Regions from separate parts of the Homo sapiens genome. Here all the other regions are linked to region 3. Evidence: chromatin loops called from intact Hi-C (ENCODE). Cell type or tissue: HepG2. All regions are shown on one strand. Region 1 overlaps ABCG8 (ATP binding cassette subfamily G member 8). Region 2 overlaps PLEKHH2 (pleckstrin homology, MyTH4 and FERM domain containing H2). Region 3 has its middle 16 kb from the start of THADA.

Evidence for each region. Hi-C counts contacts between places; a loop is a spot of excess contacts. Peaks named below come from ENCODE experiments on the same cell type or tissue, not always from the same donor. Only the 100,000 strongest peaks of a DNase experiment are listed, where the experiment ranks them.
Region 1: a loop joins it to region 3, with 11 times the contacts of the local background. A loop is called at or near these places in 34 of 110 quality-filtered maps.
Region 2: a loop joins it to region 3, with 8 times the contacts of the local background. A loop is called at or near these places in 4 of 110 quality-filtered maps.

Annotation. Positions count from the first base shown.
Region 1 is chr2:43,878,655-43,886,654 of GRCh38, reverse strand. It overlaps ABCG8 (ATP binding cassette subfamily G member 8), which reads right to left. Exons shown (of 13, transcript NM_022437.3): 13 at 3,667-8,000. LRPPRC (leucine rich pentatricopeptide repeat containing) reads left to right here. Exons shown (of 38, transcript NM_133259.4): 38 at 1-431. Among named protein-coding and RNA genes, the nearest start is that of ABCG8, 44 kb to the right of the region's middle. In HepG2, no CTCF peak of the experiment used is centred here; DNase peaks (open chromatin) are centred at 1,824, 4,854 and 5,444; H3K4me3 peaks cover 726 bases.
Region 2 is chr2:43,740,291-43,748,290 of GRCh38, reverse strand. It overlaps PLEKHH2 (pleckstrin homology, MyTH4 and FERM domain containing H2), which reads right to left. Exons shown (of 30, transcript NM_172069.4): 21 at 7,248-7,345; 22 at 5,373-5,550; 23 at 4,302-4,457; 24 at 2,328-2,425. Among named protein-coding and RNA genes, the nearest start is that of DYNC2LI1, 30 kb to the left of the region's middle. RefSeq lists a silencer at 1,817-2,058. In HepG2, no CTCF peak of the experiment used is centred here; DNase peaks (open chromatin) are centred at 2,660 and 3,820.
Region 3 is chr2:43,608,222-43,616,221 of GRCh38, reverse strand. No RefSeq gene overlaps it. Among named protein-coding and RNA genes, the nearest start is that of THADA, 16 kb to the right of the region's middle. In HepG2, CTCF peaks have their summits at 3,567 (motif pointing left) and 6,720 (motif pointing right); DNase peaks (open chromatin) are centred at 3,111, 3,561, 3,951 and 6,711; H3K4me3 peaks cover 844 bases.

The DNA.
Region 1 (8,000 bases), 270 kb before region 3:
ACTCCACACTGGCCCTGTATATGGACTCTGGTAAAATGTGAGTGTGGTACAGAGGAAATAGGTAAGACCCCCTTATCTAGCCCTCTCGGCAGCAGCGGGGGGGTGTTACAAAGGACTAGCTGTTCAAATATCTTTTGTATTGTATTGATTCCCCTATTGAATATAAATATTTAAAGTATAATAACTATACTGTAGGTGGGCTTATGAGTGTTCTAAATATCTAATAGCTAAATTGAAATAAGTAGAAATATAAACAATTTAGCAGCTTTCTGTAATACATTTACACTCAAATTATAAGCAGCTAATTCTAAAAAAGATGTCACTGTAAACTATTGAGAACTATAGTATTTTATATATAATTATATGTTCATGTATTTGAACCCAAAATAATTTTAACTGAAATGCTTTGAATAAAGTATACTGTAAATATCTGTGGGCTGCTGCTGCTTTTTTTTTTTCTTTTTTAAACAAACAGTCTCACTCTGTTGCCCGGCCTGTAGAGCAGTGGCGTGATCACGGCTCATTGCAGTCTTGACCTCCCAGTCTCAGGTGATCCTCCCACCTCAGACTCCCAAGTAACTGAGACTACAGGTGCATGCCACCACGGCCAGCTAATTTTTTGTATTTTGAAGAAACAGAGTTTTGTCCGGTTGCCCAGGCTGGTCTTGAACTCCTGGGCTCAAGCAGTTTGCCCACCTTGGCCTCCCAAAATGTTGGGATTACAGGCACGAGGCCCTGCACCCAACTGGCACCTTCATTTTTATCTTGTCAAATGTTTGCACAAGTGCTTTAAGCCATTTCAAAAGACTTCAGTCTTAGAATTATAAATTAAAACTTAGGCAGGGACCTCTGTTATGGCTAGAATTTCCTTGTTAAATGGCCTATAGGTTGTATGTAGACAACTGACAAAAGTCAGTGCTTATCTGTTTTAAGGACAAGCAGATAATTTGAGACTTCTGTGGAATAAAGTTGGCAAAAATTAGAAGGTAGAGCTTGGGTGTGTGGTAAATTGACACCTAAAATGAAGGAGGTTCTATCTGTATCAGAGCATTTTACATCCCCCTAGATGGCTGGGGCCCACCCACCTCACGGACAGGCTGCCTTCAGCACCTGCACCCTTTTTCGAGAATGCTGAGATACCGTCAGTGTCACCTCTGCCTCTTGGGCCCCTCACCCAGCATATTGTTCCCTTTCCAGGGCTTCCACGGCTGCTTGAGCAGAGCAGGTATCACACTATCTTCCACACAGATTCTGAACTCCACAGGGACCAGTTCTTGGTCTCATTATGTGTCCCCAGACCTAGCATAATCCTGTCACAGTAAATCAAGCCGTCTGTAGTCAGTTCTGTGCGTTCTAAACACTGCACCTACTGCTATGGGTCAGGCAGCCCTTTTGCAATGAGAATTCACCGTGAGAAACCTAGGGTCACAGCAGTGAATTTGCCCAGAATCAACTTGATAAGTTGCATGGCTAGGACTCTGACTAAAATCATTTACTTCCTATGAATAGGAAATGGAAGCAATCGGTTTAAAGTCAGTTAAAAGTCAAATTGGAATTGAAACTGTAAGAATATTCTAATTAAAAAAAAAAACCCTCACATTCACATTAATAGAAGTGCTCCCAGTTTCCAGACATCTTACACTGTAAGCCTATTTTCTTACACTTAATTGAAGATCCAGTGCCTGGCATAATCGCTGAGTTTACCAGTTCCAGTAAATTATTAAGCAAGCTTTGTATTGCAAATTGTTCTGAGGACAATTTCTTTCTCAAGTCTGCAATGTGTGTACTCTGCACACTTTTTCTCATGTCCTTGAGCATAATTTTCATTTAATATTTGTCTTTCTGATGAACCAATATTTGTAGAATTTCTATAACCGAAAGCAACATTCCTGAAGGAGGGCCGAACTAATAGCTGCAGGGAGTACAAAATCACGGTAATTTATCGCTTTCCTGTTGTACAATCATGCATGGGAGTGTTTCCATTAGAAATGTATCGTGCTTTCAGGCCCGTGGACTTTACAAAGCCTACATTATGCAGCCTTAGTACAAATAAAGAAAAGCTGCATTAGCAAATCAAAAATAGGCACTTATCTTTTTCTTTTCTGCATGGAGGAAAAAAAAAATCAGGTCCAGGTAAAGCAAAAGTGTTCAACCAGCTTCAGTCTTCCTGCCCTTGCACAGTTGTTTGGACAATGGTTGGCTGTTGAGATCTATCCTCAGAGAGTTCTCTAAAGTAGCGTGTTGTTTTTTATTTATTTATTTATTTATTTATTTATTTTTTGAGACGGAGTCGTGCTCTGTTGCCCAGGCTACAGTTCAATGGCGCTATCTAGGCTCTGCAACCTCCGCCTCCCGGGTTCAAGCTATTCTCATGTCTCAGCCTCGAGACTAGCTGGGATTATAGGCGCCCACCACTGCACCCGGCTAATTTTTGTATTTTTAGTAGAGGCGTGTTTTTGTCATGTTGGTCAGGTTGGTCTTGAACTCCCGACCTCAGGTGATCCGCCCGCCTCAGCCTCCCAAAGTGCTGGGATTACAGGTGTGAGCCACCATAAAGTAGCGTCTTCAACCCAGGCCTGGATGTGCCCTTGCTGTGACATTCCCATTATTTACTTGTTTTTGTCTGTTTTCTCCCTGAGGAGGTGAGTTCTTCCAGCACTCTGCAGACCTGCCAATTAGCAGAGCTTGGCATGATAGGCACCCGGTAGGCATCACTGAATGAGTCAATCAATGGGCACACCACCATGTCCTTCCCCTTTCCAAGTCGTGTTCCTTCTGAGATGGATGATTTGTGTGCTTTGGAGGGTTTCCTCCACATGGTGGTCTTCTTACAGGATTTCTAGTCAGCTCTGTAGCTCAGAGTTAGGACACCGGGGATTGAGGCCCAAGGAGTCCTTCAAAACCCAAGTGCCCACATAAAAATATTTTCAAGTTTACTGTCAGGAAGAGGAGGCCTGTGAAAACCAGACAAACTCAAGATCAAGCTGATTCCAAGCACAGTGCAGGGCTTCTGTGCAATAGTGGAATAATGGAATCAACACAAATAAAGCTTTTCTTTTCTCTCTTTTTTTTGAGATGGAGTTTCGCTCTTGTTGCCCAGCCTGGAGTGCAGCGGTGTGATCTTGGCTCACTGCAACCTCCATCTCCTGGGTTCAAGTGATTCTCCTGCCTCAGCCTCCCAAGTAGCTGGGATTATAGACATGTGCCACCACACTCGGCTAATTTTGTTATTTTTAGTAGATATGGGGGTTCCACCATGTTGGCCAGGCTGGTCTTGAACTCCTGACCTAAGGTGATTCACCCACCTTGGCCTCCCAAAGTGCTGGGATTACAGGCATGAGCCACCACGTTCTGTTTTTCTTGTTGTTTTGTTTTGTTTTGTTTGTTTGTTTGGAGATCGAGTCTTGCTCTGTTGCCCAGGCTGGAGTGCAGTAGCGCGATTTTGGCTCACTGCAACTTCCGCCTCCCAGGTTCCAGTGATTCTGCTGCCTCAGCCTCCTGAGTAGCTGGGACTACAGGCACTTGCCACTGTGCCTGGCTAATTTGGTATTTGGGATAGAGATGGTGTTTCACTATGTTGCCCAGGCTGATGTTGAACTCCTAACCTCAAGTGATCCACCCACCTCAGCCTTCCAAAGTGCTGAGATTACAGTCATGAGCCACTGCGCCCAGCCGAAAGAGCTTTATTTTTAGCATGGGTCAGTAGAGCTTATTAGCAGTTTGGGGAAACAAGAATATTTCCAATTTTAAAGAGACGAGACAATCATACAAATGATGTGAGCACTATTACATAGAAAGCAGAGAAGTGTTTTTGAGTTGGTTTGTGTTTAAAAATCTCAACCCACTGCTTAAACGTTGTTTTAATTATTAGCTGCTAACACCACACGTGCTGCTGTTCCTAGTGCACCAGCAGAGAATGGGCTGTGCTCCATCTGCCTGCCTGCCTACCTGCTGAAGCTGCCTCAGGCAGAGCTCATGTGATAAAGACAGGGGATGTTGCTCTGTACCCAGGCCACTTTAAATGAAGAACAAATCATTATCAAGTACGAATGACAGATGACTTGAAATCTGAATTATCTAGTGCAGACTATTCACAAATAAGGATGTCTGTTGTCTCTCAGGTGTGAGCATTGGATATATTTTGCAAACAAGCAAAGGCCAACCAACAAAATATTTCATCACTTTCCCCGCATTCCAGTTCCTTGCACGCTTCCTCAGGGCCTGTTTGGTGCTCCAGACCCCAAGGCCGGTTGGGCCAAAGGAAAGTGGTCTGTATGCTGTGCTAAGCCACTATGAGGAACCCCTGGTCCCAGGTCTGTTAACACTTGGATTTGACAGATTTGAACATTTCTGTTGCTAGTTGTTTAATTTGGGATCATGACAAGAGTTGAAGTAGAAGAAAACAAAAGCAAATGCGAGATCTACCTCTGTAGACTGGTTTAACCCAGGGCAAGATTACATCTTATATACTATTTATAGGAACAAGAGCAGATTTTTTTTTAAATCAGGAAATATTTGAGCCAATATTGGTGATTATTTTCTGTTTAATTAAAATTCCCCACCAATAGCATAACTTGAAATTGGAGGGCTTAAAATGCAAATTTGAAAACCTTTACCAAGGCTCTGCAAACTACACCCTCAGGTCAAATCTAGCAACCTGCCTGTTTTTGTAAATAATACTTTCTTAGAAGACAGCCACACCGGCTGTACGTTACTATAGTCTACAGCTGCTCTCACACTGTAACAGCAGAGTTAAGTAATTGCAGCAGAGCCTATAAGGCCCACGAAGTCCCAAATATTTACTATCTGACTCTTAACAGGAAAACTTTGCAAGCCATGCTTTCAATACTGACAAATAAACAAATCTCTACCCTTTCGCAATGCAGGGCAGGGCTCGCTGAACAGCATGCATGCCTCGAGAGCCTTGGGTTTTTTTTTTTTTTTTTTGAGACAGAGTATCGCTCTGTCACCAGGCTGGAGTGCGGTGGCTCAATCTCGGCTCACTGCAACCTCTGCCTCCCGGATTCAAGCGATTCTCCTGCCTCAACCTCCCAAGTAGCTGGAACTACAGGCACGCACTACCATGCCCAGCTAATTTTTGTATTTTTAGTAGAGGCAGGGTTTTGCCATGTTGGCCAGAATGGTCTCGATCTCCTGACCTCGTGATCTGCCCTCCGCGGCCTCCCAAAGTGCTGGGATTACAGGCGTGAGCCACCGCACCCGGGAGAGCCTTGGTTCTTTGTTTTCCTGGCCTCACAATGCCTTGAAGAGCATTTTAAACAAAACAGACCCATGGGATCAGAGTCTCTGGGCAATGGGTCCACATTGGCTTTTGTTAAAGCTCCAGCATGGGCAACCAGGGTGGAGAACCACCGCTGTAGGAAAAACACAAATAAATGGCAGCTGCTATATTTTCTCCATCCCTCCTGCCTTTGCACTTTGCCCTTTTCCCCTTCAGCACGGCATACAGAGCCACTGAGTTACCAAAACCCATTGCAGACCGAATGGTGAACTCACAAAGTCAGGTGATGTATCTTAGTGGCTGTCAATCACTGCACATTAGAATTACCTGGGGAGTTAAGGCAAGCTACCAATGTCCTCTTCATCCTTCCCCCTTCTTCATTCAGGCCTAACGCCATTAGGGGACCACAGTGACAAGGAGGTGGGGGGAAGTTGTGGTGGGCCACGGGAGTGTGAGGAAGACAGCTGCAGACTCAGGGAAAGCTGGACTTGGGAGTTAGAGCCTGAGCAGGGTAGGCAGGACGTCCATACAGGAGAAGGCGTGGCAGTGTAGATGGGAGATTACTTACCTGCAGGCGGTTAATCAAATGAGTAAATAACCTAAGGGTAATGGAAGCCAGGTTTCTCACAATTAGAGAAGAGGGAAGAACCTAGGATCAACTCTGTGATGCTGGATTGGAAATGGATGTTATCAGAGTAAACTCATGTGTACTTAGGTGTATATGTATGCACATGCGCGCGCGCGCGCGCACACACACACACACTCCCTAACTCTGTTCACTGAGAGAGCCTGGGAGCAGAGATGTTCCACAAGCAAAGAGCATACTTATCACCAAAACCTTGGCTTCTAAATACCATTTTCCACTAAGAGGAACCCAGATTCTCTGGAGAAACATCGGATTCCAGGGCTGAGATGGGAAAATACAAGATGAACCTGTGACACCAGGTGCGGTGGGTCACACCTGTAATCCCAACACTTTGGGAGGCCGAAGCAGGCAGATCACTTGAGGCCTAGAGTTCACAACCAGTCTGGCCAATATGGTGAAACACTGTCTTTACTAAAAATACAAAAATTAGCCAGGTGTGGTGGTGGGCACTGTTAATCCCAACTACTTGGGAGGCTGAGGCAAGGCAATCGCTTGAACCTGGGAGGCAGAGGTTGCAGTGAGCCGAGATCGCGCCATTGCACTCCAGCCTGGGCCACAGAATGAGATTCTGTCTCAAAAAAAAAAAAACAAAACAAAAAATGAGCCTGAAACTCTTGGTTGTTTCAGCCCTCAAAGGATGATGAGGACATATCAAAAGGATGCAGAAGCCAGCTCGACGGGGTTCCCACTGGCCAAATCAGGGACAAGCTGAGCATCAGAATTAATCACAATAATAAAGGGTTGTAAGGATACAATGGGAATTCACAAGTTTACATCAATCAAAATTTTAAAATGCATAAATGGAAAGTTTACAATTTACATAGTTTCAAAGTACCCACTTACAAAATGCTTATTAATTATAAAGGGAGGGAAAATAGTAACTTGGCTGTGGAGAAGCCTAGCAGACACCCCTTTAATCAAGTGATCAAAGTGAACGTTGTTGGTATGGGAGAAGTTGAAATCACATGCCTTCTGATAGGATGCACTGGGCAGAACACAAATTGAGAGACAGCCTTCAAACTCAAGTATCAAGGTCACAAAAGTGAAGGAAAGTTGACAAACTGTTCCTAAACTGAAAGAGACAAAAGAGACTTGAGAACTAGATCCAAGGCTTGATTCTGGTCTAGATCCCCTTGCTATGGAGGACATGATAGGAACTCCCAGTCAATCTCAAGAATGGGGTCTGCAGGTTGGATGGTGGCAACATGACCGTGCAAGCATCCTGAGTGTTGCAAGTGCTTTGGAAAACGGCAGCATGCTTGAATGTGCACAGATCACCAGGGGGTCTTCTTAAGACGCAGACTCTGACTCATTGAGCCTGGGTGGGGCCTGAGGCTCATGGGACCTATCCAATCAGCTCCAGCTGTGCCCATTCTGCTGGCCCAGGGATCGTACTTGGAGTAGCAAGACTCTAGTGAACCTATGAAGAGTATTTGCTATTTACCTCCCAAACACGCACCTTCCCCTTCTTTTGATTCTAAACTCTAATTTTCCTTTGGGAACATCCTCTCCTGCCCTCTGTGCACCTGTTTTGGGTCAGATAGTCCCCAACACTCAGGCAAGAAGTGTGCAACCTGGGCCTCTGCCTCCCCATCCTCTGGCCACTGTGAAAGGTTCAAGGCTGGTTCTGAAACCCAGGCAGGGCCAGTGTATTCATCTGCTCTCACACTGCTATGAAGAAATACCCAAGACTGGGTAATTTATAAAGAAAAGAGGTTTAACTGACTCACAGTTCAGCACGGCTGGGGCAGCCTCAGGAAACTTGCAGTCGTGGTGGAAGGCTCCTCTTCACAGGGTAGCGGGAGAGAGAATGAGAGCCGAGCGAAGAGGGAAGCCCCTTATAAAACCGTCGGATCTCATCAGAACTCACTCACTCTCAGGAGAACAGCATCAGAGAAACCACCCCTATGATTCAATTATCTCCATCTGGTCCCGCCCTTGACACTTGGGGATTATTACAATTCAAGGTGAGATTTGGGTGAGGACGCAGAGCCAAACCATATCAGTTAGTGAAATGCAACTCTAAGAAGCCTGGCTGAGTTAACAGCCTCTACAGACCCCATTTGTCTTCTGGAGCCTTCCTAAACTCCTAAGGCTTACAGCGGCTCAGGC
Region 2 (8,000 bases), 130 kb before region 3:
ATCTCTAGGAATGCATGATTTTAAAATCTTAGACACCAAAGATTAATAGTCACTTTCTTATTACTTGAACCTCTGGCAAATCATCACAGCTCATGAGCCCCTGAATAAAGAAGCTCCAGTGTTCACAACCACCATTTATTCAGATCAACAGAGTCTGTTCAAATACTGGGTGGCCCTTTAAGTGGCCAACTGGATGAGAGAAGAGCCCAAAATATGAATGTGCCATATTTATTTAACTGTTCTCCCTAGTAATAAACATGTGAGTGTCTGTCCCAAGTTTTTAACAAAAACATTGACAAAGAATATGACAAAAACATGACAAGGAAGATACTGTGACATACTGGAATACTCTGCCCACTTATCTGCATATTTCTGTGGGATAGACTATTAGAACAAGAAATTTTAAAGTGGATCAAAATTACATTCTTTATGTTGTACAGTGCCTTCAATTCTTACATTCCAATTTTAAGTCTGAACATCTTCCAAAAAGAGACCTCTGAGTACCACTCCAATAATTCCACCAGGCTCTGGGTCTGACATTTTATAGATTCCTTAATTTACAGGGTATAAGACTCAAATAAAACCAGCAAAATACCATTATTTTGTTATAATTAATGTGAGCTGGTCAGTTAACAGTGTTTATTAAGTACTACCTTTTGCTAATACATGAAAGAAATGAAAATATTTAAAAAGAAAGAAAGGAAATCTGGTTCCTGACTACATGCCAAAGTACATTACCATTTTATCTGTAGAGAAGGTGTGTGCTCCGGAGTCTCCGGCATTTTCTCAATTCTTGACACAAGCTAAGCAGCCTCCATCTACAGGCCTTTGAACATTCTTTTCTATGCATTTTGATGTTCCCACTTCCATCTCCCTCTGAACTTGGTATAAACATCATTTCCTCAAAGAAGCCTCCCGAGGTCTCCCGTCTAGGTCAGGCTCACTGTTGTGTGCCCTCACAGTACCTCTCTCTCTCTTCAGAGAACATACTGTGTCATTACACACTCATTAGAGTGAGGATATGCCCAACAATAGTCTTCCTCACTAACCCGTAGATTCCAAAAGATCAGGAACTGGGTCTGTCTGTATTTATTACAATTTTATTTATAGCATCCAGCTAAGTGATAGGCCTTACAGTTGAAGCTCGGTGAACACCGAGAGAGAGAGAGAGAGAGAGAGAGGGAGAGAGAGAGAGAGACAGAAAGAAAGAGAAAAATGAGAATGAAAGACTGAGAAGGAATAAATATGAGTATAAAGAATATATGACTTCCAAAAGACTGAGGCAAACATAGGACATAGGTATCTCCTCTTTTTTTTTTTTGAGACAGAGTCTCGCTTTGTCGTCCAGGCTGGAGTGCAGTGGTGCGATCTTGGCTCACTGCAAGCTCCGCCTCCCGGGTTCATGCCATTCGCCTGCCTCAGCCTCCCAAGTAGCTGGGACTACAGGTGCCCGCCACCACGCCTGGCTAATTTTTTGTATTTTTAGTAGAGATGGGGTTTCACCATATTGGCCAGGATGGTCTCGATCTCCTGACCTCGTGATCCACCTGCCTCGGCCTCCCAAAGAAACATAGGTATCTCTTCTTACTACAGATCTGTAGTAGGGTATTGAAGTATTCAGTCTTTATGAAAAATGTAATAATACTGTTAAAGGAAATTATGAAAGTGAAAAATGCATCCTTGTATCAACTACTCTAAGAGAGCAACTATTTTTTTCTGTAGTTTTTCTGATTGTGTGCGTGTGTGTGTGTGTGTGTATTTTTTGTTTGTTTTGAGACAGGGTTTCACTCTGTTGCCCAGGCTGGAGTGTAGAGTGCAGTGGCACAATCACGGCTCACTGCAGTCTCAACCTCCTGGGCTCAGGTGATTCTCCCACCTCAGCTGTCTGAGTAGCTGAGATTACAGGCACATGCCACCATGCCTGGCTAATTTTTTGTATTTTTAGTAGAGGCGGGGTTTTGCCATGTTGGCTCCCAAAGTGTTGGTCTTGAACTCCTGACCTCAGGTGATCTGCCCACCTTGGCCTCCCAAAGTGCTGGGATTATAGGCGTGAGCCACCGTGCTCAGCTGAGACCTAGTGTTTCTGATGTTTGTCTAAAAGCATATTTTCATAAAATATAATTCTTTATGACATTAAGAGACTAGAATTAGAAACAAAATTTTATGTGACAAGGTTTTTTTCCTATAGAAACAGAGTTATCATTTATAGAAAGACAAACTTACAAATAAATAACTTTTAAGGCATTCAATAGAAAGGTAAATAGTAGGTGCATTATTAGAACATATTGTATACTCATACTTTGGCATCTGGATGCAGTATTACACACCTGTTTTTGTATGTCAGACGAACAGTCCTTGTACCTTCACATTTTCCAGGCTGCTGTTCTTTGGAAGCCTGTTCCCATTTGGAAATAATGTCACAAATCTAGAAAGGAAGTGGAAAACTGAGATTTACAGTACTTTTCAAATCAACATTTTTTGAAGACAAGTGTGCTGCAGACTGAAATTTTTCAATTAATATGATCAAACCAAATATACTCAAGCTTTTTGTTTTCAGCCTCTGTGCGGCTCTGAGTTTAGTATGTAATTATAAATTGCTATTTGGTCCACTTATCCTTTTGGACACACATTAACTTTGGACTGTGGCCACGCATTTTTTACTCAAAAAGGAACTGTAATGTAGGACTGCCTGAAACTGGAAACAAGAAGATTCCAGGGATTTTTCCATGATTTGGTCACTGAAGAAGCAAGTTTTTCACCTTCCGAGTTCAAAAAGATTTTAATAACTAAAGTTATACCAAAGAAATTTGACATATAATTTATGGAAAGAGTCTAGACCCAGGTCTAGCTATTTGATTTTGGGTAACTCATTTCCCTCTCTAGGCCTCAGCTTTCTCATTTGCAAAATAAGTGCATTATTTCTCTAAGGTCCCTTGTGGTTCTGTAATTCTATTTATTTTTTTATTTTTCAAATTGAGATGGGGTCTCACTCTGTCACCCAGGCTGAAGTACAGTGGCACGATCTCAGCTCACTACAACCTCCGCCTCCTGGGTTCAAGTGATTCTCCTGCCTCAGTCTCCCGAGTAGCTGAGACTACAGGCACCCGCCGCCATGCCTGGCTAATTTTTTTGTATTTTTAGTAGAAATGGCGTTTCACCACATTGATCAGGCTGGTCTTGAACTCCTGACCTCAAATGATCTGCCTGCCTTGGCCTCCCAAAGTGCTGGGATTACAGGCGTGAGCCACCACACCCGGCCTAGTTCTATATATATTATTGCCATTACTAAATGGAAGCTCTATTAAAGTTATTTTACTATGATCTGGAAAAGATTCTTTTAAAATCCCTCCCTTTTCATTTCCACAGGTCTGTTTTCTTTCTTTCTTCCTTTCTTTTCTTTTTCTTTTTTTTTTTTTTTTTTTTGTGAGACAGTCTTGCTCTGTCACCCAGGCTGGAGTGCAGTGGCGTGATCACGGCTCACTGCAGCCTCGACCTCATGGGCTCAAGAGATTCTAGTGCCTCAGCTTCCAGAGTAGCTGGGACTACAGGTGTGTGGCACCATGCCTGGCTAATTTTTGTATTTTTAGTAGAGATGGGTTTTTGCCATGCTGCCCAGGCTGGTCTCAAACTCCTGGCCTCAAATGATCCACCTGACCCGGCCTCCCAAAGTGCTTGGATTACAGGCGTAAGCCACTGCACCCGGACACAGGTCTGTTTCCTAAACCATTTTTCATTTCCAGCTCAGGCCTTCCCTAACTCCCAATGCTGAACTTAAACTCTCTCTTTCTGTGCAAAGTTCACAGCACTCTCAAAACTTTCATCACTTTCAACCCTAGTTCAAGGTTATCTGTGTATAAAGCTGCTCTTCCGTAAGCAAATTTTAAGTTCACTGTGGGCAGGGACTATTTCTGGTCCTTTTGTATTCCCCACAGAGTCCAGCCAGCCCCTGGGATACAATAAAATAGCTTAGTAAGTATTGCTGAATAAATGGAAAAAAATGGAAAGCCATTTTATTAGCACTTCTACATATCTACCCTTATTATCCTAATACTTAGAGTATCATTTCCATTACTAACACCTTTCCTCTCTTTAATATGGAATGTGTATATGTAGAGATTGTGTATTAAGAATTCTATGGGTTTAACAAAGTCCTGCATTTTTTTTTTCTTATCGTGGAGATTAGATTGGTTAAAGTTTTGGAAAACTCCTGAATTAAACTTCTTGCAAAGTTTACTCTTCTTGTAAAGAGTAGCTTCTTTGCTGTTCGTTGGGCTTGGCTCCTGAAAAGGACTTGGTTTCACCTTGATGTTTCCTTGAAGACAATGCTCTAAATCTCTGCCAGAAGGATCGTCAGTGAACAACGCAAATCCAGACTGCGCTGGTTTCCTCATTCCTGTGTCCTGGTTCAAAGTATTCAAAAATTCTTCCACTGTGGTAGATGCGTCAAAACCAACTACCTAGACAGAAATAACAAAGCAGTTCTCTTAATAAGAAATATATAGTTTCAAACTGAGATTTTAAGGATGAAACAGAGCATACTTGATGCATGATTAATGATAACATATTTTTCTAGGTGCTTCAACTTTTTTTCCCAAAGCTCCTCTGGAGAAAATTAACAAAGTTACCTCATAAATTAGCTTGCTGAAGAACTCAAAAATCTCAGCTTCAGCCAACAGACATGAATCCAAAATAGAATGATCAGTTGACAGCTATAAATATTTTGCAAAGATATTATGCTTACCCATTAGAAGCAAACCAAGAACTATAGTACAATATGCAATCTTTAATCAAATGGAAAATAAACAAGAAATATGTTTAAATAAATGAACACCTTTATGTATTTAATGTTTGTTTCTTTAATAGGCAGTTAAGTATCTGAATTCTGTGATAAAAGGCATATGGCTACAAAGACTAATTGCTAGTTTGGGAACATGTTTGCTTCAATTAATAAGCAGGCATCTAGATCTGAGAACTGGAAGGGCCCAGTGAAGTTTTCCCAGATAATTTCTGAGATTTGGAGATTTTAAAAGAGACTAAAATTGTACACACCCAGTATCAGTAATTATTTCCACACCTAGGAGGTGTACTGATGGGAAAAAGCCCCAACCGAAGTGTTTTTTATTTTTCTGTCCATCAGAATCATAATGGCAGTGAAGCCCATCCCTTATTTGGTTCAGTATGGATTTGTTATTAGTGTGAATCCTTTATAGCAAAACTGTTTCAAAACTCAGCTGTTCTGATAGTAAATCTAATATATTTGCATGTTTGTCACTGCCAGGTGCTGACAAAAGTAAGCAGAGAAGTCTCTGTTCCCTATAACAGAGGTTGTACATAGGATTGTTGGCTAAGCATATTTTCATCAGGTAACCTACCTGGTATATCCCATTCATGAAGTGCACAGGTATACTAAAGGGCAAAGAATGGTGATAAGGGTTTCGGAGAAGAGTTGAAAGAATTTCCATCCTTGAGGGTCTTGCTTCTCTGTCACCATTTTGTTGCGTTCTTTCTACACAACGCTGGCAGTAAATGGCATATTTTCCAAATTCTGTCCTGTAATACAAAACTTAAGATAAAATCTAAGAATAAATTTAATTGACAACCTAATATGTGCAACCATTAAGAAAGCATCCGTGTACATTATCACAATGTATTAGGCTAATTTTGACAGTAACTTTTTTTGAATGATAATACTAAACTGCTGTAACTTTCCTCAAATTCCAACTTCTTTATTTTTGTAACTGCCTCACTCAAACCTCCCCACAAAGCATTCTTCATCTTTACTGTATTATTATAGTCACAAGCTGAATTTAAAATTACCAGTCACAAGTCAATATACAGTGATTTAATATTAACAAATATAAAGAAAGCAATTGCATGAAGAATAGTACAGAGTAACTTATAAAAACATGTTACAGCAGAATTCTCTTCTGAAGAACATGGTGGTTAACGCTTGACCACTAAACAAGGTAAAAAAAAAAAAATGTCTTCAGGCCAGGCATGGTGGCTCATGCCTGTAATCCCAGCACTTTGGGAGGCTGAAGTGGGCAGATCACCTGAGGTCGAGAGTTCAAGACCAACCTGGTCAACATGGTGAAAACCTGTCTCTATTGAAAATACAAAAAATTAGCCGGGGGTGGTGGCGCACGCTTGTAGTCCCAGCTACTTGGGAGGTTGAGGCAGGAGAATCACTTGGACCTTGGAGGTGGAGGTTGCAGTGAGCCAAGAACATGCCACTGCACTCCAACCTAGGTGACAGAGTGAGACCCTGCCTCAAAAAAAAAAATCTTCAAACAAAAATAAAAATATGTTTTCTTTCTTTATTCTATAAAAAACACTGCATTTGTGAAAAACTGTTAAGCATTAGAAAAACTCATTAGAATAAATAAATGTAAAAGTTGGATAGAAATCTTATTTGTCCTTGTTTGTTATACATAAATTTTACTGCTTATTCAAGCAGATTGATAACACCTGTCAAATATGTTTGTATTCAAGTGCCCTGTAGGCAGATCCTTGGTCTCGGGGCTCCTCAGTGACTGCAACTGAAATTACCTGACCTTGGTCACAGATGACCTTGATCACAGAGGCCCCACAATGTATTATGAACTGTAGAATATTTTCCTATTGCTTCCAAGTTGGGTTTGTTTATTTGTTTGTTTCTTTTACTGTGTTTGCTTTAGTCCAAGAGTTTAAGCAACCTGACACAAACCTCTTGGTGGACAAAATGACCCTGGATAAGCCTTGGCTGAGTGACCTGGGTCCCAATGTAAGAAAGCCATTCTGGAAGTTGAACTTTAAATGTGTTTTTCAAAGGAGTAACAATTCTGAAGTAATTCAAATACATACAATTAGAAAAGGAGGGAAGACCATGGGGGAAATTTTTCACATAAAAGAATTCAATGTGCAGAGAAATAGTAAAAGGGAAAACTAAGGAAACAAAATAGTTGCTTTTATTGAATGAACACCCACTAATGCTAAGTCATTCATACTTGAAATGCAAATGCACTTTTCACTTAAAAATATTCTCTGTCAGTTTTTCAAGTATTTATTGCAATCTTCCCTAAGAGATTTAACATAACAAAGGAAATATTTTCCTAGCTCCACATCAATGATAACCAAAGGCTTCCTGTACCAATATTTGTTTCATACATTCTTCTGAAAATGTACCTGGCAGATCGTTAAATACTTATGATTTATCGTAGACTTTCAGAGGCCACATAAACAGTTCAGCTGGCTAGTATTCTGCACACCTGGAATCTGCATTCCTCTTTAGGTGAAGCCTGAGGAGCCACAGGAAAGGATGATGGGGAAGGAAGAGCCCAACGCAGAGTGCCAAGAGCTGCCAGCCCTGGGCAGGGAGAAGCACCACAGGTTAGATACCACGTGCCAGTCAGAGATCCACATCTGAGTGAGTGCAATGGGCTGATGACAGTCTCTCTTAACCCAAAAACGTTTTGCTTCTTTCACATATGCATGATCTGTTTACAGCATTTATCATAGGTTAAAAACAAAAAACTCTACATTGGGTCAGATCTATGATCCATCTAGTTGTGTGTATGGTTATCTACAACTGAGGAACCAAGGCACAAGCAGACAAGGTGCTCCTTTTTGACGTTACACTCAAAGATTAGGAACATTGTTTCTTTTTTTTCACTTACGTATTTACTCATTCCTTGAAATACAAGTAATAGTTTTGAGAAACGCAGATTGCAGAACAGTAGAAAACACATGCCCTAAATCAAAACCAATCTACCTACACACACGTATGTATCTACATACCTAAATAAGGGACAAGTATAAAAATATTAACAGAGGTTATCTTTAGGTAGCAGCAATATATGTGATTTTTATTTTTCCTTCGCTCTGTTCTGTATTCTCCTTTCTATATTTTTTCAAGGAAGTATAAAACATGTTACAGCAGAATTCTCTTCTGAAGAACATGGTGGTTAATGCTCAACCACTAAACAAGGTACAAAAAGTCTTCAAACAACAAAAAAATTTTT
Region 3 (8,000 bases):
CAAGACTTTCATGCCAGAATTTTGGTTTACTTTATCCCATAAAACATCTAACATTTTCCATGGCAGATTGCAGATCACTCTCTCCTATGAATTTCATTTTTCCCATCCCTCCTCCATGACATCAGGAGCTGCCTATTCAAACAAATCATACTTAAACTGATTCATATGGTAGCCCCTACACTTGGAAGTTTAGTGTTATTCTTTTATGTTATAAAATAATTCGTCTGGGCACGGTGGCTCACCCCATCCCAGCACTTCGGGAGGCTGAGGCAGGAGGATTGCTTGAGCTCAGGAGTTCCAGACCAGCTTAGGCACGGTGATGAAACCCCATCTCTACAAAAGATACAAAAATTAGCCGGCTGTGGTGGCACACACCTGTGGTCCCAGTGATTTGGGGGGCTGAAGCGGGAGGATCACTTGAGCCTGGGAGGTTGAGGCTGTAGCAAGCCAAGACGGCACCACTGCACTCCCACCTGGATGACAGAGTGAGACTCTGTCTCCAAAAATAAATAAATAAACAATTCTTTGAAATTTTTTCTTTTTTTTTTTTGAGACAGAATCTGTCACCCAGGCTGGAGTGCACTTGTATGATCTCAGCTCACTGTAACCTCTGCCACCCTGGTTCAAGCGATTCTCCTGCCTCAGCCTCCCGAGTAGCTGGGATTACAGGTGCCTGCTACCGTGCCTGGCTAATTTTTGTATTTTTAGTAGGGACAGGGCTTCACTGTATTGGTCAGGCTTGTCTTGAACTCCTGACTTCGTGATCCACCTGCCTCGGCCTCCCAAAGTGCTGGGATTACAGGTATGAGCCACTGTGCCCAGCCTCCCTGAACTTATTTTAAAGCAAGAAAACCAACTGATTTCTTGAAATTTGTTTAATATAATAGATATTATTGAAGAATTTTACTTACAAATCTTTCTTTTTTGTTTCCTTAAGGGAAAAAAAATACCTTTTATTTGAAAAAAAAATTAACTTTTCCTCTGCATCTAATGATTTTTTTCCTCTTGGTCTCCTTTTTTCTTACCTGTGTCACCCTAGATCATCCTATTATTTGCTATTAAAATTAATGGCAAATCCGCAATTACTTTCACACCAGCCTAACATTGTTGCTCTTTCTTCAGGACCGCATTTCTTATCTGCTCTAGCCAATGCTTCAAGATTTCTTTCTCAGCTCTTAGCTCTTCTCTCTCTCTCTCTCTCTTTTTTTTTTTTTTTTTTGAGACAGAATCTTGCTCCGTCACCCAGGCTGGAGTGCAGTGGTGCGATCTCGGCTCACTGCAACCTCCGCCACCTGGGTTCACGCCATTCTCCTGCCTCAGCCTCCCAAATAGCTGGGATTACAGGTGCCCCGCACCACGCCTGGCTAAATTTTTGTATTTTTAGTAGAGACTGGGTTTCACCGTGTTAGCCAGGATGGTCTCAATCTCCTGACCTTGTGATCCGCCCACCTCGGCCTCCCAAAGTGCTGGGATTACAGGCTTGAGCCACTGCACCTGGCCTCTTAGCTTTCTTTCACACCTTACATGGATATTGCTACCAATAGGATCCAGAGGTCACGTAGAACATACTAAGGGCTAATTCTGCATAAAAAAGAATTAAACTTTTTTTTTTTTTAAGAGTCAGAGTCTTGCTCGGGCTGCAGTGCAGTGGTGCGATCTTGGCTCACTGCAACCTTGACCTCCTGGGTTCAAGCAATCCTCCTGCCTCAGCCTCTCGAGTAGCATGCACCACCAGGCCTGGCTAATTTTTTGTATTATTATTGTATTTTGTATTATTGTATTAATACAATAATACAAAAAATAATATTTCGTATTATTTTTTGTAGAGACAGGGTCCCCCTATGTTGCCCAGGCTTGTCTCAAAGTCCTGGCCTCAAGTGATCCACCCGCCTCAGCCTCCCAAAGTGCTAGGATTACAGTTGTGAGCCACCATGCCTGGCCAAGAATTATACTCTTATAGACAATTGAAAAATAGTCTGCCAGGCCCTCAAACCTCAAGGCTCTTGAGGTATCAGGTGTATCATCTGTTACCCCTATGCACTTACATCTCTAACTCTCGCTCAAGCTGGTATTCTTTTTCTCTGCATTTTTGCAAGACTACAGAATGGCATTCAGGCCCATTGAGGTCAGTTTATAAAATGCTACTGGGGCACTTGTTTGCCAGACACTATAACAGGAACTAGAGGAATAAAGATAGTACCGGCCCTCCAGGATCCTGCCATCTGATGGGGTAGACATTCATACAAACAGATCATTCCATACAAAATTGTAAATGTTAACAAAGAGGTAGATACAGTGTGCTATCAGAGGACAATAACAGGCATTTAGCACAATCTAGGGGTTAAGAAAGGTTTCTAGAGGCAATAACAGCTGATTTGAGTCTTAAAAGATGTGTATGAGTCAGCCAGGCCCACATTACTAGAGTATTATGTGCAGGTCACGAGCGGAGGTGGGAAAGGTAGCCCATAAGGGTAATGTATTCCCCCAAGAAGCAGCTACTGTATTCTATAGGCCATAGGGACCCGCTGAAGAGATTTAAGCAGAGAAGTCCCTTGGATTTTGGAAAAAACATTTGCACTGGCACAACATGAAGGATGGCTCTAAAGTAGTGGTTCTCAATGTGCGTGGACTAGCAGCTTTAGCATCTCCTGGAACTTGTTAGAAATGCAAATTCTCGAGCCCCATCCCAGACCTATTGAATCAGAAACTCTGGAAGCAGGGCCCAGCCGTAAGTGTTTTAACAAGACCTGCAGGTGATTCTGATATAGATCAAAGTTTGGAGACCACTACTCTAAATCAGCAGGAAAAACTTGACAGTATCTGGAACAGGGCTTAGATTAGGGTGAAGACAGCAAGGTGCAAAATTTAAAAAGCTCCAAAATCCTCAGTAATCAAAAGAAGTAACATTTTAATACAATACCAGGCTCTTTTCAAATTCCTAGCCTCAAGCAGTCCTCCCACCGTGGCCTCCCAAAGTGCTGGGATTACAGACACCACTGCACCCGACCCAAAATTCTAAATAAAGGCAGGCTGTTTGTTTTTAGACCCCGCGTTATTGTGCAATGGGGACAGTTGTTTTCCATCAGCTTGGGGTTCCCAAAGTCCACATGGCTGTCACATTCCCCATCAGGCAGATTTATGGGGATTGACAAAGGCGAGTGGACAGATGGGGTGACACGGGTCAGGGCCAGCTGTTGAGAGCCATGCAGCACCGGACCCTCCATACTTAGAAGGGCTCCATGCTTGGTTTAATGCTCTGCTGTCACTGTTTTGAAGTTCTTAATAAGTTTTGAAGAAGAGGACCTGCATTTTCGTTTTGCACTGGGCCCTCAAAGTTTCCGTCAAATTGTTTTGGGGGGTCTTTTTTTCCTCCCTTCAAGTTTTATTCCAGCATAGTGTAAATACTGTCTTTTTATTGTTGTAGAACTTTTATTAACTTATGAGGTGACATTTTGGTAAGTGTACGTAGGGCACACATTTTTTTCTTTTGCCTCAGGCTCCAATGTGACTTAGCACAGTACAGGGCTAGAGACATTTTTTGATCGTCACAACTTGGTGATGCTACTGCCATCTAGTGGGGAGTGGTCGGGGTGCTGCTAAAAACCCTACAATGCATGGGACAGTCCCCCACAACAAGGAGTTATGCCATCCAAAATGTCAACAGTGCTGAGATTGATAAATTCCAATCTATAGGGAAAGCAGGTTGTTAACAGTGTCTCAGAATGGGGCAGTAATAGCAAATATGGAACTATCTAGAACTCAATGATTAATCAGCTAGGAGGAAGTGGAGTTTAAGAGAAAAAGACTTACAGAATTTTTGCTTGTTTAGGGCATAAGTTAGTATAGCAAATTCAGGAGGAGGAAAGAGGCAGAAAGAAGTGAGGCAAGGCCGGGCGCAGTGGCTCACGCCTGTAATCCCAGCACTTTACAAGGCTGAGGTGGGTGGATCATGAGGTCAAGAGATCAAGGCCGTCCTGGCCAACATGGTGAAACCCCGTCTCTACTGAAAATACAAAAATTATCTGGGCGTGGTGGCGTGGGCCTGTAGTGCCAGCTACTTGGGAGGCTGAGGCAGGAGAATCTGCTTGAACCCAGGAGGTGGAGGTTGCAGTGAGCCGAGATCATGCCACTGCACTCCAGCCTGGCGACAGAGCGAGCATCTGTCTCAAAAAAAAAAAAAAAAAAAAAAGAAAAAGAAAAAGAAAAAGAAAAGAAAAGAAAAGGTAAAGAAAGAAGTGAGGCAAAAAGAGATAGGAGTTTGAGGCTGGACATCAAATGGAGGCGTTTGCTTCAGGGCAAGCATCTTGAAGTTCTGAGGAGAGAGATTTTAGAATTGTCAACAGGTACCTCTATTGTGAACCTCTGCCCCGCCCAACGCCTCTGGACAATTCTATTCCCGCTGCCTTAGAGAATGGATGCCACAGCAAAACCAGGAGACAAGAAAGGCAATTTTAGGCTTTTTAAGTCCCCAAATGATTTTTCTGAAACTCATGGTGGAGAAATAGTTCTGTACATTTCAAATATTTAAGCCTAACGAGCTCATAGGATGGAGTTGATTGTCATGCTATAAGTAACAGGCTAGGGACAACAGGCAAGGATCCAAGTACTTTTCCCTTTTCCCTGCGAGGAAATAAAGATTCTACAGGTGTGGGAAGAAGAAAAACAAAAAGGATGTAGAGAAAGAAACATCTGGGACAACAGAATTGGGTTGGGGTGCATCATGTGGCCACATGCAGAATCAGCACCAAAACCTCCCCAGGCTCCACCTAAGCAGGTACCAAGGAGCTGACTTTCCTGATTTTTCCAAGGTGCTGTATCTGGGGAGATCAATACAAGATCAGCAGATAGAATATTCCCCAGGAATGACACCTACCTATGGGCAGACCTCCTTCCCAACAGCTCAGAACAGGTGTAGGCCCCAGGATAGAGGGAAAGCCCCATCACCTATTCTTAGGTAGCACTGAAGGGAGCCACATTCCACTGGGGATGAATGCCAAGGTACTCTCCCACTGCTTTGGTTAAGTTTCATAGGTGTTTATCTAGAATTGTTTCCAGATGGTTTTTTCTTCTTTTTCAGTTTTTATATCAGCAGAGGGTAAATTCAGTTTTCATACCAAATGTTTTCAGCTTTCTTTACTGCCATTAATAAAAGGCAAGGGCCAGACGCAATGGCTCATACCTGCCATCCTAGCACTTTGGGAGACCGAGGTGGGCAGATCGCTTGAGCCCAGGAGTTTGAGATCAGCCTGGGCAACATGGCAAACCTTGTCTCTACAAAGAATACAAAAATTAGCCAGGCATCGTGGCGTGTGCCTGTAGTCCCAGCAACTTGAGACGCTGAGGTGGGAGGATCACCTAAGCCCAGGGAGGTCAAGGCTGCAGTGAGCCATGATCACACCACTACATTCCAGCCTGGATGATAGAGTGAGACCCCATCTCAAAAAAAAATAATAATAAAATAAAAGGAAAGGATCCAGTCACTGTGTAATCCCAGGACTTTGGGAGGCTGAGGTGGGAGGAATGCTTGAGCCCAGGAGTTTGAAACACTTCTGGGCAACAGAGCGAGACCCTGTCTCAAACATAAAAAGAAAAGGCAAGGTTTTGCTTGTTTGTTTTAGAGACAGGATCTAACTCTCCTGTCCAGGCCAGAGTGCAATGGTGCAATCATAGCTGACCGCAACCTCGAACTCCTGGGCCCAAGTGATCCTGTTACCTTCATCTCCCAAATAGCTAGGACTGCGGGTGCATGCCACCATGCCCAGCTAATTTTTTTTTGTAGAGACAGGATCTTCCCTTATTGTCTAGGCTGGTCTTGAACTCCTGGCCTCAAGCAATCCTCCTGCCTTGCCCTCTCAAAGTGTTGGGATTACATGTGTGAGCCAACATTTCTGGCAAGAATTTTCTTTGTTGTTTACTCTTTTTAGATAGATTTTCTGGCTATAAGACAATTGTTTTATATTTCCTGGGTTTTTTTAACCCCCTTTTATTTATTTATTCCTTTATTCATTAGTCCTCATATTTATTTTCTATACCTCTGCACCCCTGGGTGCCTTTGAAGGCAGAGATGTTATCTTGTTCAACTTTACATCTCCTGAGCTTGGCACAGTGCCCAGAACATAGTAGGTGTCTGTAGTGGATGCTGTAGGGCACTGCCCAGATACCCCCTTTTAGGACCAAGGCACTCATCCCCCTAGGTGCAGCTCTGTTACAGCTCTCAGCGAATCCAATAACTGGTGGAAAAAGAAGTGCAGAGGCTCAGTCCCCTTGCCAAGCCAACACCAGAGCTCCCAGTAAGATTGGCTGACGCCACTGTTGCAAATTCATTCCAGTTCAACTCTTTCTGACGAGTTCTGTTTCCCTCAACCCCTTACAAGGGTGATCCTCAAGAATGCTCCCCAGTAACCCTCCTTAAGCAAATCTCTGCCTAGAATCTGTTTCCTAGGAAGCCAACCTAAGACAGTGCTTAATAAATATTTGTTGAATAAATGGATGAATGGGCTCTTCCATTGTAAACTACACAGTTCCTCACCCTGAGCAGAGATATAGGGGAAAACCTCTGACCTTTATTTGTGTATTCAACATTTTATTTTCTCATCTCAGGCCGTAAAAGTCAGAGCCCAGCCTCAAATAGTTCACCCAACCCTGGGGTCATGGGTGACTTTCACATGATGATGGTATCCACACTGAGTTGTTGCAGTTATATTGTCATTTGACCACCAGATGGCAGAGGTGACACTTGGAAAGCCTCTCTTTCTGGCCCTGGGTCGCCTATCCCAGGATTTAACATTAAACCCAAATTACCCATTTAGTGCCATTAATTCCCAAGCCCTTGTAATTACGGCATTGTTTCATTTTGTAGGAAAGTGTCACTGCCACAATTGGCTCATTTGCATATAAAAAGGAGGGTTTGGAATATAATGGAAAGAGCCCCGGACTGAGCATCAGAATCACTGCACACCAACCACTTGCTCCATTTGAACATGTTTCTTCATCAGTTAAAAAAAAGAGAGAGAATTCCAGCCCTGCGTGCTTCACAGGCCTTTTGTGAGGAATAAATGAAAATTACCAGGGTTGCAGGAAGGGGCCTGATTGAAGTTCTCCCTAGTCCAGGAGAGCTCCGAGTATGGGAAGCGGGATCAATTCTGTGTGGGTGGAGAGGCACTGTCTGGGTTCCTAGGCTTTCTTGAGGCTCAGACCTCGAGGTAAAGGAAAGATAGGATAGCAGCTCCTGGAATGCTGCAATGCAGATTTTAGAAAAAGAATACTCCATTATCTTGTAGGCAAGGTGGGAAGGACAGTAGAACTAGGGTGAACTTTATAGGTCACCTAACTAAATTGAGTGTTAGTGCTGGTGACATCAGGTCAGGACTAGGACACATCTTTATCTACTTGTTTCTTATATAAAGCTTTATGATTTTTTTTTTAAAAAAACCAGAACATCCCAGAGTTTACACATTCAAATGAGATTAGTCCCCTTTAAAGAAATCACCTTTGGGGCCATATATTTGTTTCTTCAAAAATTAGTATAGTTTCTGATATTTTTGGAAATCCTTTTGGATGTTGCTTTTTAAACATTCTCTTCAGCTTCCTCAATGGCATAGACATCTTTATTCTTTGGAAATGGATTTCATTTTTAGAAACCACCAGCAGTAATTTTAAGATTTGGCAGGTATGATTAAGAGGGGGTGGTGGTGATCATTTCACCAAATAGACAAAAGCAAGGCTAGGCCATAAATAGCAAGACTGATTTTTTTATGTAATCAAAATACACAAAACAATGGCAAAAAAAATAGTGTTCTTATTTGTTTGTTTTTGTTTTTGTTTTTTTAAGATGGAGTCTCACTCTGTCACCCAGGCTGGAGTGCAGTGGTGTGATCTTGGCTCACTGCAACCTCCGCCTCCTGGGTTCAAGCGATTCTCCTGCCTCAGCCTCCCGAGTAGCTGGGATTAGAAGCATGTGCCACCACGCCCGGCAAATTTTTTTGTATTTTTTAGTACAG